2 separate regions of the Homo sapiens genome follow, and region 2 is linked to region 1. Evidence: read pairs that join two places in POLR2A ChIA-PET (ENCODE). Cell type or tissue: PC-9. All regions are shown on one strand. Links, peaks and the distances in the headings refer to the core of each region. The heading gives the core; the rest is flanking DNA.

What was found. Peaks named below come from ENCODE experiments on the same cell type or tissue, not always from the same donor. Only the 100,000 strongest peaks of a DNase experiment are listed, where the experiment ranks them.
Region 2: POLR2A ChIA-PET joins it to region 1 with 7 read pairs; 8 of 35 experiments call an interaction of 5 or more read pairs at or near these places.

Annotation. Positions count from the first base shown.
Region 1 is chr9:112,194,599-112,200,287 of GRCh38, reverse strand. No RefSeq gene overlaps it. Among named protein-coding and RNA genes, the nearest start is that of SUSD1, 22 kb to the right of the region's middle. In PC-9, for the core only: no CTCF peak of the experiment used is centred there; no DNase peak of the experiment used is centred there.
Region 2 is chr9:112,339,534-112,345,222 of GRCh38, reverse strand. It overlaps a transcript of PTBP3 not described here. Among named protein-coding and RNA genes, the nearest start is that of PTBP3, 8.8 kb to the right of the region's middle. In PC-9, for the core only: no CTCF peak of the experiment used is centred there; a DNase peak (open chromatin) is centred at 3,382; H3K27ac peaks cover 2,137 bases.

The DNA.
Region 1 (5,689 bases), core at 513-5,512:
CCAGGATTGTCTCAATCTCCTGACCTCGTGATCCGCCCAACTCGGCCTCCCAAAGTGCTGGGATCACAGGCATGTGCCACAGCACCCAGCCACCACGCTGCTTTTCATTTTGGCTTCTTCGCTCATGATTTTCTCATTGTCTGAATGTCCTTCTTCTCATTCATCCAACTGCCTCCTACTCATTCTATGACACCTGCTCAGGTCTCCTCTCCTCTAGGAAGCCTTCTCGATACCCCACATTGAAGTGGATAAGCCTCCCACATATGCCCATAAAGCTTCATCCTAATCCATCCTAACATGGAGCTCATTTTATTATAACTATTTGTAGTGGGCAGTACACTCAGCTTATCTTATCAACAGGTTGTGTCGCTGGTTTGGAGAGACAGCTTTTGATGCTGGTTTTGCATAGAACATTCATTGCTTTTACTTAGATTGTATTTTTATTTTAAGAGTCTAATAGAGACAATACAGGCACTATATACACACACACCAAAACAATTCACTTCTTGGTAGCACCCATGTTTCCCCTCCATGAGGCCTGTGCCTAGTGTCCTCACGATTTCAGGAACCTGCTTTACCTGGACGAGCAATCCTGGATACCAAAGCATGTATGTTGAGTTCAGTTTAATTGCACACACATTTACTGGTGCCTGTTATGTGTTAGATTCTGTGCTGGGCACAGATTAACAAAGCACATCCTCTGCTCTTGAGTGCACAGTCTAATCAGGGAGGGACACATATACAAATAGTTATAATAAAATGAGCTCCATGTCAGGGTGGATTAGGATGAAGCGTTACGGGCATATATAGGAGGGGTATCCACTTCAGTGTGGGGTATCAGGAAGGCTTCCTGGAGGAGGGGAAACCTGAGTGGGTGTCATAGAATAAGTAGGAGTAGGCTGGATGAATGAGAGGGAGGACATTCAGACAATGGGAAAATCATGAGCAAAAATGCCAAGATGAAAAGCAGCGTGGTGGCCAGGCACAGTGGCTCATGCCTATAATCCCAGCACTTTGGAGGCCAAGGTGGGCAGATCACTTGAGGTCAGGAGTTCGACACCAGCCTGGGCAACATGGTGAAACCCCGTCTCTACTAAAAATACAAAAATTAGCCGGGCATGGTGGCACATTCCTGTAATCCCAGCTACTCGGGAGGCTGAGACAGGAGAATCGCTTGAACCCAGGAGGCAGAAGTTGCAGTAAGCCAAGATCCCACCACTGCACTCCAGCCTGGATGATAGGGCAAGACTCAGTCTAAAAAAAAAAAAACAAAACAAAAAAAAACAGTGTGGTGTGAGCAGAGGACTCACATTGAAGTATTGCCAGTTGAAGGAGCATAAAGTGTGATGCTAGGAATGACATGAGATGAAGCCCAAAACAGGGGTGGAGCCACATCAGGGCAGGCCTTAAAGGGCAGGCAGTTCAGGAAGTGTCAAGTCTCTATCTTGTACACAGTAGAGAGCCATAAAAGAGCTTTAACCTGTGCTGTCTAATAGGTTTGTCTAACACGGCTTACTGAGCACTTGAAATGTGGCTGCTCCAAATTCGGATGTGCTGTAAGTGTAAAATAAACACTGAGTTCCAAGACTTAGTACGAAAGAAAGAATGTGAAATATATCGGTAATAACCTTTCCTATTGATTACACACTGGAATGACAATGCTTTAGTATATTGGGTTAAGTAAAATGTATTATTAAAAATAATTCCACCTGTTTTAAAAAAGGTGGCTGCTAGAAAATTTAAAAGTCTATATGACTCTCAAATTTGTGCCTGACCTTATATGTCTATTGGAAAGTGCTGCTTTAAACCACTGGAGGAAGACAGAAAAGTGCAGTGGTCAAGAGCATGATTTCTGAAGCCAGACTGCCTGGGTTCAAATCCTAGCTCTACCACTTAAGAACTGTGTGATCCTAGGCCAGGTGCAGTGGCTCATGCCTGTAATCCCAGCACTTTGGGAGGCTGAAGTGGGTGGATCACGAGGTCAAGAGATCGAGACCATCCTGGCCAACATGGTGAAACCCTGTCTCTACTAAAAATACAAAAATTAGCTGGGCATGGTGGTGCTCACCTGTAGTCCCAGCTACTCAGGAGGCTGAGGCAGGAGAATCACTTTAACCCAGGAGGCAGAGGTTGCAGTGAGCCGAGATCATGCCATTGCACTCCAGCCTGAGTGACAGAGTGAGACTCCGCCTCAAAAAAAAAAAAAAAAAAAAAAGAGCTATGTGATCCTGGGCCTATTTCTTGGCTTCTTGGTGTATTAATTTGCTGGGGCTGCCATAACAAAGTACCACAGACTGGGTGGCTTAAACAACAGACACTATCTCATACTTCTGGAGGCTGAAAGTCCCAGGTCAAGGTGTTGGCAGGGGTGGTGTCTTCTGAGCCCTCTACTTGGCATGCAGATGGCTGTCTTCTTGCTGTGGTCTCACATGGGCTTTTCTCTCTGTGTATGTGCATACCTGGTGTCTCTCCCTCTTTTTATAAGAACGTCAGTCCTATTAGATTAAGACCTCTCTCTCTTTTTTATTTTTTTTTTGGAGACAGATTCTGGCTCTGTCGCCCAGGCTAGAGTGCAGTGGTGCAATCTCGGCTCACTGCAACCTCCACCTGCTGGGTTCAAGCGATTCTCCTGCCTCAGCCTCCCAAGTAGCTGGGATTACAGGCACCCACCACCACGCCCGGCTAATTTTTTTTTATATTTTCAGTAGAGATGGAGTTTCACTGCATTAGCCAGGCTGGTCTCGAACACCTGACCTCAGGTGATCCACCCACTTCTGCTTCCCAAAGTGCTGAGATTATAAGCGTGAGCCACCGCACCTGGCCAGAACCCACTCTTATGACCTCATTTTACCTTAGTTTCTTCTTTAAAGGGCCTGTCTCCAAATGCAGTCACGTTGTGGGTGAGGGCTTCAATATAGGAAGTTTCAAGGGACACAATTCAGTCCATAACACTTGGTGCCTTGGTTACTTCTTTATAAAACGGAGATCTAATAAAATGTTTCTTATGAAGTTGTCGTGAGGAATAAATGAGTTGCTCTATATGAAGCTCTTAGAATGGTGCCTGGCACACAATAAATGTTATCCAAAAGTTATCCATTATTGAACTGTTATCTAACAGTCTGGGTCCTCAAATTTTATGTTTGACCTTCATTCTCCATAAGAAGACCCAGAAGCTCGAAATTTTCCTTGAGGGTAGACATTTCCTTTTCTCTGGAATTCCCAAGGACGTAGCCCTTGATACAGAGATGAAGGCAGCGAATGCAGTGGGGAGAAAGGATGCCATGTTCCTTTGGTCCTGCCCCAAAAGATAATTGTCTCAGCTAGGTTTTTTTTTTTTTTAGATAGGATCTCACTCTGTCACCTAGACTAGAATGCAGTGGTGTGAACATGGCTCACTGCAGCCTCGACTTCCTGGGCTCAAGTGATCCTCCCACCTCAGCCTTCTGGGTAGCTGGGACTACAAGTATACACCACCACGCCCGGCTAATTTTTGTATTTTTTGTAGACAGCAGGTTTCACCATGTTGCCCAGGTTGGTCTCAAACTCCTGGGCTGAACTGATCCTCCCACCTCGGTCTCTCAAAATGCTGGGATTACAGGCGTGAGCCACCACGCCTAGACCTCAGCTAGGTGTTTAGAAGAAGTCAAAGATATCTTCAACTGGGCGTATGAGCTCAAAGATGCCATCAGCTTAGAGAGGTGTCAAGCAGGTCAAAACAGTAGTTTGGACCAAATGGCCAGACAGTGATGGAAATGAGTATAAAGCTGGAGGGAGCTGCGTGGCATGCCCTGCCCCACTCACATCGGGGCAAGCTGCAGAGGGTCTCTAAGGCGTGGGAAGGAATCTGAATTATCAAAAAGTCAGGTGGAGGAGCGAAAATCTGCATGTCCATCTCAGAACCAAAGCCTGGGATCTACAAAGCCTAGAGTGTTGCACATCTGCAAGTCACCGTCCTCAAGGGGCCATATATGCCCTCCAACGTCAGACAAGAATTTAAATTAAACCCCAGCATGAGTGACCCTCCGCAGACAGCCATTCCTTATCCCTCTGCCAGCATTTTCATTCTCAATACTATTTTTTCCATTTAGAGCAGTTTTTTCTCATCTCTTTTTTATTTTCCTTTGATAAACATAAATCCACTACTTCCCTTTAAGATCATTAGGAGGTTCAAAATAATGTAAACATCATGGCCCAAAACAAATAAAGCAATGACAGTTTTTGAGAACAAATATATTGTTTTTAAAAAAAAATACATTTTTTTTTAACCTTACTAGTGTGGTATCAAAGTGAGCACTGAGTATACTGGGTTGTTTTAAGCCTTATGTTGTGGGGAAGGCACAGCTTTTCCTCTTTTTCTTTTTACTTTCTTTTCTTTTCTTTCTTTCTTTTTTTTTTCCTTGAGACAGAGTCTTGCTCTGTCGCCCAGGCTGGAGTGCAGTGGCACAATCTCAGCTCGCTGAAACCTCCACCTCCCAGGTTCAAATGATTCTCCTGCTTCAGCCTCCCGAGTAGCTGGGACTACAGGCATGTGCCACCACACCCAGCTAATTTTTGTATTTTTAGTAGAGATGGGGTTTTACCATGTTGGCCAAGCTGGTCTTGAACTCCTGACCTCAAGTGATCCGCCCCTCTTAGCCTCTCAAAGTGCTGGGATTACATTTTTTTTTTTTTTTTGAGACAGAGTCTTCTTGCTCTGTTGCCCAGGCTGGAGTGCAGTGGCATGATCTTGGCTCACTGCAACCTCTGCCTCCAGGCTCAAGCAATCCTCCCACCTCAGCCTCCCAAGTAGCAGGGACTACAGGCTCTCACTACCACATCTGGCTAATTTTTGTATAGACAAGTTTTCTCCAGTTTCCCAGGCTGGTCTCAAACTCCTTGGCTCAAGCGATCCAGACACCTTGGTCTTCCAAAGTGCTGGGATTACAGGCATGAGCCTGTACCCAGCCAGACACAGCTTTTTCAAAGTCAAGCCCTCCACTGCTTGGTTGACATAGCCGGAAGTACAGACAGATCAGCTTAGCACATGGACATTGATGGAACTGATAAAATGGCGTATGAAGTTGGTTCTCTTCTTTTTGGTAAACAGGGAACTACTTTATCTCTGAATTTCTGAAAGTGCTTTTCTAAATGTTTTCTTACGCAACTGACTCAAAGCTGTGTTACTTAAACCCTTCTTGAGGCTTTTTCTGGCAAAGAGGACAAAATGTCAGGAGGAAAGAGTTTCCCCTTGGAGTTTCACAGAGAAAATTTGGGTCCACCTCTGACACAAGGAAAACTGATAGCTTGAATTTATCCTGCAGCTGGGCTGGAGGAGGTTGGAGTTTGTTTTTCTTGGTAACCAATCTCAAAATCCTGTCTTTTAGAGAGTCATCAAGATGAGAAAATGAAAAGACTTTTTTTTTTCTGCTCCCAGTAAACTGTGAAGAAAAGACATTTTAATATCAACCTGAAGACTCTAGAAATAGATTTTTGTAATAAATGTTGAAAGGAACAACACAGTTGGTATTTGAGCCTTCGTGTTTCAGATTAAATGTCTTCAGAACTTCAACTCTGTATTCCAAACAAAACAAGCTCAATTGCACATTAGCCTTTTTTGAAAAGTTTGAAAATGTTAGTCTGGTCCCAAAGTAGGGCAACAGTTTCTAAATTTATCCAAGTGAATATTTCTTTGGCCACTTACAAACTTTAT
Region 2 (5,689 bases), core at 469-5,468, 140 kb before region 1:
AGCTGGTGGGACTACATGTGTGTGCCACCATGCTTAGCTCATTTAAGTTTACCATTTTAACCATTTTAAAGTATATAGCTCTGTGGCAGTGGTATTATTTTCATTATTATTATTATTTTTGCTGTGCAATGGTGTCATCTCGGCTCACCGCAACCTCCGCCTTCCCAGTTTAAGCAATTCTCCTGCCTCAGCCTCCCGAGTAGCTGGGACTACAGGTATGTGACACCACACCCGGCTAATTTTGTATTTTTAGTAGAGATGGGGGTTTCTCCATGTTGGTCATGCTGGTCTCGAACTCCCGACCTCAGGTGATCCACCCGCCTCGGCCTCCCAAAGTGTGGAATTACAGGTGTGAGCCACCGTGCCTGGCTAGCCATTTTTAAATAATATTATCTAATTGTTTTTGTGGTATATAGAAATGCAACTAATTTTCATATGTTAATCTTATACCCAGACTTCTTATTAAACTCTCTCATTAATTTTTTTCTTTTGCATTAATTTTAAAACTTTTGATATACTTTTGAATTTTCTACATAGATAATCATATCAGCTGCAAATAATGGCAACTTATTTTTCCTTTCCAATATTCATATTGTTTTAGCAGGTTTTCTGTTGCTATAACTGAATACCTGAGACTGGATAATTTATAAAGAAAAGAGATTTATTTAGCTTGCAGTTCTGGAGGCTGGGAAGTCAAAGACTGGACAGCTGCATCTGGTGGGGGCCTTGTGCTCCTTTATAGCATGGCAGAAAAGGGAAGGAATTATGTGGCAAGAGAGGAAGCAAAAGAGAGCCAAAGAAGCCCAATTTGCTTTATAACAACCTGTTCTTGTGATAACTAATGGATTCTTGAGTATTAATTGGCTACAACAAGAATGGCATTAATTCCCCCTAATGACCTAATCACCCCCTAACGGTCCCCATCTCCCAACACTGCCACAATGATAATCAAATTTCAACATGAGTTTCAGAGAGGACAAATACTATTTAAACTGTAGCATATATATTTTATTTCTGTTTCTTGTCTTACTGCACAAGAACTAAGGTATAATACTTAATAGAAGCTTAAACAAAAGGCCCAAAACATAAATAAAAAAAGATTGATAAATTTTACCTTTTAAAATTAAAATGAAAAGTTTTTGTTTATCAGAAGACACCATAAAGAAAAGCAAAAGAGAAGCAACATACTGGATGAAGAACTGTCTGCAAATATTGTCAGAAAAAAAAATGTGTGTGTGTAGCTCCTGCAAACCAATAAGTAAAGAATGTATAGTCAAATATGAAAAAAAATGGGTAAAATATATGAACAGGTACTTTACTGAAGGAGATTTATCAATGAATGGCCAATAACATGTGAAATGAAATTCAATTGCATTAATGAAATGAAATGAAAAATGAGGGCATGTAAGATTTTTTCTTTTTTTTTTTTTTTGAGATAGAGTCTTGCTCTGTTGCCCAGGCTGGGGTGCAATGGCCTGGTCTCAGCTCACTGCAAACTCCGCCTCCTGGGTTCAAGCGATTTTCCCTGCCTCAGCCTCCCAAGTAGCTGGGATTACAGGCGCCACCACCACACCCAGCTAATTTTTTGTATTTTTAGTAGAGACGGGGTTTCACCATGTTGGCCAGGCTGTTCTCAAACTCCTGGCCTCAGGTGATCTGCCCACCTCGGCCTCCCAAAATGCTGGGATTACAGGTGAGAGCCACCACGCCCAGCTGCATGTAAGATATTTTAAACTGACTGCTTGACAAAATTTTTAAAGTTGGATAATACCAGTTGAGGATATGAGCTAACGCTTGTAGTGGTAGTGAAAACTGGTAAAAAGCACTTTGAACTAAAAATACAAAAATTAGCCGGGTGTGGTGGCAGGCACCTGTAATCCCAGCTACTGGGGAGGCTGAGGCAGGAGAATCACTTGAACCCGGGAGGCAGAGGCTGCAGTGAGCTGAGATCACACCATTGCACTCCAGCCTGGGTGACGAGAGCGAAACTCAGTCTCAAAAAAAAAAAAATTGTTCAGAGTGTATCTGAATAACCACTGTCCAGATTCCCCTAATGTTAACATTTTGCGTGCAAGTAACTTTTTTACTTTCTGTCCTCAAAATGAGCCTCAAGATACTCTAGGCTCATCCTGCATTTTCCCCGATCCAGCCCTGGAACCAACAACTTCTCTGAGGAGTCTTGGTTCCTTTTTTATCAGCCAATGGTGTCTAGAAACTAAGATATGGGCAATGCTGGGCATGGTGGTGCACACCTGTAGTCCCAGCTACTCAGGAGACTGAAGTGGGAGAATTACTTGAGCATGGGAGTTTGAGTTCAGTCTGGGCAACATAGTGAGACTGCCCACCCCCGCCCCCACAAAAAAAGTTACTGTGATGTCATTGTTTGGTCCTTGATCCTCTCAATAGGTAGAACTTGTAAACAAAAGTATATATATCAGCCCATGCCTACACGTTTATTTTTAATCTCTCTTTCTTCTTCTTCTTCTTCTTCTTTGTTTTTCTTTCTTGAGACGGAGTCTCGCTCTGTCGCCCAGGCAGGAGTGCAATGGTGCAATCTCGGCTCACTGCAACCTCTGCCTCCTGGGTTCAAGTGATTCTTCTGCCTCTGCCTCCTGAGTAGCTGAGATTACAGGTGTGTGCCACCATGCTCGACTACTTTTTGTATATTTAGCAGAGATGGGTTTCACCATGTTGGCCAGGCTGGTCTCGAACTCCTGACCTCAAGTGATCCGCCCACTTCGGCCTCCCAAAGTGTTGGGATTACAGGCGTGAGCCACTGTGTCCAGTCTAACCTCTTATATTATATGTTATAGAGTATATTCAGGCTTCTGTGAAGACGACTGTATTAGTCAGTGTTCTCTAGAGAGACAGAACCAATGGGATACACACACACGCAGAGACATATGAGAGGAGACTTATGGAGGCCAAGTTCCATGATAGGCCATCGGCAAGCTGGAGAACCCAAGAAGCCAGTAATGCGGCTCTGTCTAAGTCCAAATCCAAAGGCCTGAGAAACTAGAAGGCTGCTGGTGCAAGTCCTGGAGTCCAAAGGCTGGAGAACTTGGAGTTCTTATGTCTAAGGGCAGGAAAAGAACAGTGTCCCAGCTCCAGAAGAGAGAAAACTTGCCTTTCCTCTGCCTTTTTTTTCTATCCAGGCCCTCAGCCAATTGGATGATGCCTGCCCACATTGGGTGAGGGCAGATCTTCCTCATTCAGTCCACTGATGCAAATGCCAATCTCTTCCAGAAACACCCTCACAGCACACCCAGAAATAATGCCTTACCAGCTATCTTGTTGTCTCTTAAAGCAGGCAAGTTGACACCTAAAATTAGCCATCACAGGGACCTAGTCATTCTAAAGGAATTCAGGGAAAACAAACCAAACCAAATGTGGATATTTAGCAGAACTATGTAAAGAATTTTGTGAAGTTTCTGAGAGAAAGCACACCTTACTTGATGGCTATCTACTTATTGGAGTCACTTCACAGTCACTTCCCACTTCACCATCCCCACCAAGTAATTGAAAGATGAAACAAGAATATAAACCATTGATATCTAGACCTACAAGTGACTTAAAAACAAAAACAAAAAAAATCAATAACGCACAGAAAAGCTGAGATGAGATTTGTGAGCCCTCAACTCACACTATTCTTTAGTAAGCTGCAGATCAAAGTAGTACTGCCATCATTCAAAACAAAAACAAAAACAACAACAACACACACACACACACCCAACGAAAAACAAAAACACTTTTCTTGCCGGATACAAACAAGGGAATAAAATTCTACCAGAGGCCAGGCATGGTGGCTCATGCCTGTAATCCCAGCACTTCAAGAGGCCGAGGCAGGCGGATCACTGGAAGTCAGGAGTTCGAGACTAGCCTGGCCAACATGGTGAAACACCATCTCTACTAAAAATACAAAAATTAGCCAGGCATGGTGGTGTGCACCTGTAATCCCAGCTACTCGGGAGGCTGAGGCAGGAGAATCACTTGAACCCAGGAGGTGGAGGTTGCAGTGGGCCGAGCTCACACCACTGCACTCTAGTCTGGGCGACTTGAGACAGACCCTGACTCAACAAACAAAACAAAACAAATTCTAGCAGAGATCTTGCCAAAAACAAAAACAAAAACAAAAAACCCCACAAGAAATCCAAACCAAAACAAAAACACCCAAATGAAGTAGAAGAATATAATATGTAAAAACATGAAAATTACACTTTTAAAGAGGAACAAAAACGGATAAGAAGAAAACATTAGACAAAATACTTCTTTATCCTCTTTGGATAATTAAATATGGAGTCCATGAAACAAGAGATTTTATTTTATTTTATTTATTTTTTTTTTTTGAGACAGAGTTTCGCTCTTGTTGCCCAAGCGGGAGTGCAATGGCGCGATCTCGGCTCACCGCAACCTCCGCCTCCCGGGTTCAAACAATTCTGCCTCAGCCTCCTGAGTAGCTGAGATTACAGGCGTGCACCACTACGCCCGGCTAATTTTGTGCTTTTAGTAGAGACGGGGTTTCTCCATGTTGAGGCTGGTCTCAAACTCCTGACCTCAGGTGATCCACCCGCCTCAGCCTCCCAAAGTGCTGGGATTACAGGCGTGAGCCACTGCACCCGGCCCTAAACAAGAGATTTTAAAACATAGATAAGACAATAACATGACATTTTAAAAAAGCTGGCAGAACAAATGAAAGAGAAGAGGAGAAAACAAAATTATTATGTTATTTAAAAACACGTTAAAATAGCAGGGAATCAAACTAATACTGCAGAAATCTGAACTATGATTGGAGAGAATAGACTTGAGAAAATCATATAAAATATTAAGAAAAAACAAACACAAGACATTAAAGAAAAATATGTAATAGAATGAAGATCTAATAAATAACGAATTGGTAATGCTGAGGAAGAATATAGGGCAAGTTTACCAGAAATACAAATTTAGTATTAATACAATAAACAGTTTCAGAAACAAAAGGAAGATTGTCTTTGCAAGGCACAAGCTGTTTCACATGTTCAATTAATAAAATATTGGCTGCCTATTATGTAGTAGGCATTGTTCTGGTTGCTAAGAACACACCAGCAAAAATTAGCCAGGTGTGGTGGTGGAACATGCCTACAGTTTCCGCTACTCAGGAGGCTTAGGTGGGAGGATCACCTGAGCCTGGAAGGTTGAGGCTGCAGTGAGCCACGATTGCACCACTACACTCCAGCCTGGGTGACAGAGCGATACCCTGTCTCAAGAAAATAAATAAATAAAAAATAAACATGTTTAAATAAATATGAATTTTTATAACATTTAGTGTCATGGTTATAATCCTGATAGAAATTTATATCATTTAAAAATTGGGCTGGGCAGGCAGGGCATGGTGTCTGACACCTGTAATCCCAGCACTTTGGGAGGCTGAGGCGGGCAGATCACCTGATAAGTTAGGAGTTGGAAACCAGCCTGGCCAACATGGCAAAATCCCATTTCTACCAAAAATACAAAAATTAGCTGGGTGTGGTGGGGTGTACCTGTAATCCCAGCTACTTGGGAGGCTGAGGCAGGAGAATCGCTTGAACCTGGGAGGTAGAGGTTGCAGTGAGCCGAGATCATTCCACTGCACAGCAACCTGGGTGACAGAGTGAGACTGTCTCAAAAGAAAAAAAAAAAAGAGTGAAAAGAAAAAAAATAAAAATGGCAAGTA